2 separate regions of the Mus musculus genome follow, and region 1 is linked to region 2. A link is a contact called in ENCODE Hi-C data. All regions are on one chromosome and are shown on one strand. Each heading gives the region's core, a stretch centred on a gene start or an enhancer-like site at or near the end of the contact. The rest is flanking DNA. Distances are from core to core; before and after follow the strand shown.

Evidence for each region. A loop is a pair of places that touch in the nucleus more often than their neighbours do.
Region 1: a map of left cerebral cortex shows a loop between it and region 2 (5-fold over the local background). The contact joins the promoter of Mrpl47 here to the promoter of Mynn in region 2. A Hi-C loop is called at or near these places in 2 of 37 maps with a recorded cell type or tissue (T-helper 17 cell and left cerebral cortex).

The regions. Positions count from the first base shown.
Region 1 is chr3:32,735,230-32,738,014 of GRCm38, forward strand. It overlaps Mrpl47 (mitochondrial ribosomal protein L47), which reads right to left and starts at 1,526. Exons shown (of 7, transcript NM_029017.2): 1 at 1,413-1,526. The coding sequence starts at 1,510. Ndufb5 (NADH:ubiquinone oxidoreductase subunit B5) reads left to right here and starts at 1,834. Exons shown (of 6, transcript NM_025316.2): 1 at 1,834-1,976. The coding sequence starts at 1,853.
Region 2 is chr3:30,600,751-30,603,450 of GRCm38, forward strand. It overlaps Mynn (myoneurin), which reads left to right and starts at 1,337. Exons shown (of 8, transcript NM_030557.3): 1 at 1,337-1,945. n-TVaac8 (a tRNA gene) reads left to right here and starts at 520; the gene lies at 520-592.

The sequences.
Region 1 (2,785 bases), core at 276-2,775, 2.1 Mb after region 2:
CAAGTGCTGTCTTCCAAACCAAGAGTATTTGACTGGAGTTTATGTTTGTTTTCCTGTGTACTGAGGATTAAGCCCAGGGCCTCAGGCATGCTAGGTACTCTACCACTGAGCTATGTCCATGACTCCTGACTTGAAACTAATTATGAAGAAATAAACAAAGCAAAACAAAACAAAACAAAATCCTACCCCAAATTGCCAGTGTGATGACAAAGGAAAAAAGAAACACTGGACGAATGGCAACTATTGCACTAAATGATCCTTCACTGGATCCTGAAGCAAAGAATGGAACTGAATGGAGACAATGAAGCGGAAAGAAAAAAGGGAAGGGATTAGTAGAGCAAGTCCTATTTTTATTTTGGATTATATGCTAAATAATAACACTGTATTCCACAGTGTGACCACAGGGTCATACTTAGTAAGGCAATGTCCTTGGGTCTATGATTGAATTTTGACCTCTGTCCAACAGTGCAGAAAAAGAGCATAAATCCAGGGATCTTGAAAAATGTGACAACTGTCAATGACTGGCTACTATGGGTTAAGGGTATATTTTGACTATTACTCTAATAATGTTTCTGTTGTCCTGGGGAAATGATGGAAAATCAAGTGTATACCTGCAACATTAAAAAAGAAACGGCAATGTGTTCTATGAATGCATAACTGGTTTTACTGTCTTCAAAATATTTTGCCTCTTTTCTGAGTGATAGGTATTCATTTTTTACAAAACACACACACACACACACACACACACACATACTGAAATAATTTCATTAACAAATTTAAGGTTTATGTATCTGAATGTTTTCCCTGCATATATGTGCACCATGTGTGTGCCTGATACCGTCAGAGGTCAAGGAAGGCATCAGATCAAGATAATGGAAGACGAAATCATTTATTCAAGTTTGCCACCCTGATCAAATTACAACTCTGCAAGGTTTTAAAAAGCTAATTTGCAAAGTTAGTGTAATAATATAGAAGAGACTGCTTCCTTCAATTAATCTGCTCTCTACTATTTCTAAAACTCGGCTCCCTGTTGGCAAGTGTCAGTGAAGAGTAAGCTGTCATTCTCACACTCGCAGACGCAGCTTCTGTTGCCGTAGCTACGCTCATCACTTAACATCTGCCGGACAATCTGTGTACAAAGACGCCGAGGGAAGCCTTCCGTTCACAGCTCAGGACTCCTCGGAAACCTCCCTCCCAACCGACCCAGCCCCAGGACACTGCGAGTCCGAGGAAGCACCGAGCAGCGGATGCTCCCACCGCCCGCGGCGACAGAACGCAGGAGGACTAGTGCGCCAGGATAGGCGACTGCAAGGTCACGCTCTCTGCCTCCGCGGTGGCCTGTCTAGAGCTCTGTTGCATCCTGCAAGAAGCGCCCAAAGGCGGAGGCAGTCATTTCTTCTCTCACCACTTACCCCGAGTGAGCAGCGTCCTTGGGATTTACTAGGGAACAAGCTGCCTTCAGGAACGCTGAGGCTCTTCTACAAATACCCACTAGACTGGTCGCAGCCATGTTTCTAATGGAGACCCACAGTGTCGGTGTCCACGAGGTCACTTCCGCTGGCGGCGTGAGGCAAGTGAAGCAAACAGGAACAGGCTTTGCCCTTACTAAACATGGCCGCTCCCACGGCTCTCGCTTCAATCTCCCAAGTCTGCCATAGAGTTTACAGGGCTCTCTTTGGGCGCCCCACCTACAATGTCGTCACTTTTGTCCGCCAGCGCCTGCCTGTGAAGCTCGCAGGAACGGGCCGCTGCCCTCACTCAATATGGCCTCCTCTAGCGTTCGCCCTCACTGGTGGATTGTCCCTCCCGGCTCCCTTAGCCCTCCCCACTTCCTTCCGTGGCCGGTGTAGCCATGGCGGCCATGAGCCTGCTGCAGCGGGCTTCGGTCTCCGCGCTGACAGCGCTGTCTTGCCGCCGCGCTGGTCCTAGACTCGGAGTCGGAAGTTTTCTCACGCGGAGCTTTCCGAAGACTGTCGGTGGGTGGCGGCCTCGGAGACGCGGGTGAGAGGTGGGAGGGCTGTTTCCAGGTGACCTTGGGGACCTCCGAGGGAGAGAGCGGGGACAAAGTCGGCCTGGGGCTCTCGTGTGAAGAGCTGCTGCAGATCGGATGGCCTTGTTTAAGCTCAGCGTTTGCGAAGCGCCTTGCCACGCCATGCTGGGCGCTGCTCCCTCGCTGCCAGGCTAGGCAGGCATGGAGCTGCTGCCCGCGTCTCCAAGGGCAACTGCACACACTTCGTTGTTGAGACAGGGTCTCGGGGATCCGAGGCTGCACTTGTCCCGGCTCCCGAGGGCTGGGATTGCAGGCTTGCACTGCGTCGCTGGGCTCAGGGCAGAATCAGGGTGCGTGGCACCTGCAGCTGGTTCCAACCCGCAGATAGGAAGTTGCTGAGAAGCGCACTGAAGTGAAGGCTGTCATGGTGTTCCTAGGCACGAGTGTAAAAAGGCTCCAGGTGACAGGCCCGTTAGGCACGGTAATAACTGTGTCCGTGGACCTCACAACATCATAGAAGGCCACGAAAATATTTTATGTTTGTTTTTTTTTTTAAAAGACTAGTGCGAGTGAATGTGTAAAGTTGGGTTCAGCCCAGATTGTATCTGCTGTATGTTAATGCAGTCATGCTTTTCATATGACCTGCGGGTCGCGACCCCTTCATAGGGGTCACCTAAGACCGTAGGAAAACACAGATGTTCACATTGTGACCCATAACAGTAGCAAGATTACAGTTATGGAGTAGCAGTGAAAATAATTTTATAGTTGGAGGTCACAACACAAAGAACTGCATTA
Region 2 (2,700 bases), core at 87-2,586:
CTGCGCAGCAAAAAATGAACGTCTTGGTGTCTGGTTTCGCGCATCCTTTAGGGGCTTTAAAACAGCACACAAATAGAAGCTTTGGTTTCGAAGCAGGATGGGGAAAAGGGTAATTTACACGTGCTTCCACCAAAACCCGCCAAAGCACTGTACTGCGCCAAATCACAGGCCCTGGCTACAGCGCGCCGCTGCTTCCCAGCTGGAGGAAAGCATAACCTGTCTAAAATGAGAAAAAAAATGAAATTCGGCCAGGAACTAAGTGTGCCTGCTGGTCTCTAGTGGTGTACCCGCCGGGCTTAGCAAAACAAGAAAAAGACAGAATGAATGAAAGGAAGGAAGGGAGAAAAAGAAATTGCAAACAAGTTCAAACTTTTAAATAGTCTCAGCCTGTTAAGTTAACTGTGCTTTGTTAATATTTTTTCTCTCTCCTCATTGAAAAATGCATAAACCTTAAACAGGTGTGAAACGTATATGACGACATCACATAAGAAGAACATTTCAACACACCAGTGCAACCAAGTTTCCGTAGTGTAGTGGTTATCACGTTCGCCTAACACGCGAAAGGTCCCCGGTTCGAAACCGGGCGGAAACATATCTTTTAAAACGGTAACCCGCCCATTAAAGAAACGACCTTGAATCAGCTGTTTTAATGTTGATAACAAACGCCCCAACACACAGACGAGAGCAGCAACAAAAAGGGCTGATGAAGTAGGTAGCTACTGATTCTAGAAGGCATTCTCCCAATCTCTAGCCTCTGAAGCATGTCTGTATTCAGTTTTCTCCCCTCGAGATTCCATTTCCCCCCCCTCCTGTCAGGCTAAATTTTGTTCTTAATTTATATGTCAACTTCACTAAATATTTCAGAATTAACACATTATCGAAAGGGTTTGACAAAAAGATGAAATTAAAAAGAAATTTATACTCAGACATATAAAAAAGTAGCCTCAACATTTTTCTTATAAAAACGACTCGTGGTTTTATTCACAAATTCTTCACAGAGATATAAGCAAAAAGATTCCGGTATGGAAAAAACTCTCAGAGTTTTTGAGACTGTCTTTTAAATAAAGTCACAGGTAAATTCCTTAAAAAGCATAAACGTAACTTATACCAACAAACGTTTCAGTTGTGCTTTTTAAGATTTATGACGTCCGCAGGTTCTAGGGAAGAACACATCAAAACTTAACTTTGCTCTTCTCCCTTTACTGCACTAACTCTGATTTCGAGGTAAATAACTGTGCTAAAATTATTCTGGTTCAGACGTAGGAAAACCTTTTCCGGTAGAAAGCCCACCTTCCTCCCACGTTGCGCATGCCCAGTGTGCCCTGCTGCTTTGCTTTGCTTTCGAACATCTCATCTCTGTTGCCAGGTAAGGGCATTCTGGTAGATGAGCTTTGGTGAGCCGGTTCAAACAGAATTCTGGGGGTCCCAAGAGCTTTCGGATATGCAAAAGAGGAAGGAGTGATTGGTCTCGACTTAAGCATATCCCTCCCACTCGCCCCGGTCAAGAACCAGGGTGCACAACACAGTCATCTCCACTGGAGGGGCGCTAATGAAGACAGGATGACAGGCGAGGAAAAGAACTACAACTCCCAGCATGCAGCGCGCAGCGCGGTTCCCGGAGAGGCCGGCTCTGCACTCAAGCCCGGTCTCCATCCAGAATCTGGGCCGACAGCTGCGGGCTGACAAGGTGAGCAGCTCGCACCGGATGCGAGTGAGCAAGGAGGTGTGATCCGGAGACCTGGGCATGCCGGGAAGTCAGGGCTCTGAGACCCAGCTCGCCGGCCCTAGTAGACTTTTAGCGTCCTATCTCCGGTGTCCCCAATGGACCACACACCCGGACGTGACGCTATCGCAGAGGAGGAAGGGAGAGGCGGAGCGTCGCAGTGACGTCCTCCCAAGATGGCGGTGAGAGAGTGAAGAAACTGTTTCCCTTGGGCGGCTACGGGTGAGTGCCGCCCTCTGTCTGGCCTGTCGTCCCTGCGTTCTGGGATCCCGGGGTCTTATGTGGTCCGGCGCCTCGGAGATCGAGCGCGATTCGGGGCGGAGGAGGGTGTCTAGGCAGAGGCAGCGTCCGCGGTATATGTAGTCATGGCCGGTGCCGTGGGAACTCGCGGGAGTGCAAGCTGGGAGTGCAAGGCAGCGGTGGCCGGGGACTGGCTAGGACTGTCGCCCTCCGCCGCTGCCAAGCAAGCAGCGGGCAGGCAAGGGGTGTGTCCTCCTCCGGAGAGTGATGGAACCTTTGACACAGCGGGTCGGGGCGTTCCCGCCCCCTTGCACTTGCCTGGAGCTTGGAACCTCACCATCTCTGCTTACAGGGTTCAGTGATCAGAGAGCAATGGGAACAACTCGTATCGTGTTCTTATCCTGTTTCAAGGAGGCTTTTCTTAGTCTATTTGTTTAAGCACCTTCAGGTAAAGATGCCTGTTGGAGCTTAAAAGTTTGAGGGGTCAACTCTAGAAGCTTAGGATTTTACGGCCCTGTTTACAACTGTGACATGTTTTTTTTTGTTGTTGTTGTTTTTGTTTTTGTTTTTTTCACTGCCTTTTATTGCATTAGTGTTCTAGTGCAGTAAAACAAAGAAAAGCATTTAATCACCACGAGTGTTCGATGAGGCTTTTGGGGGTTGGGAGGCAAAGGAAGAGCTGTGTTCTTTGGGTTTAGTCTTTTGTCCCACACTCCCTTACCGCTGCATGGGTGAAT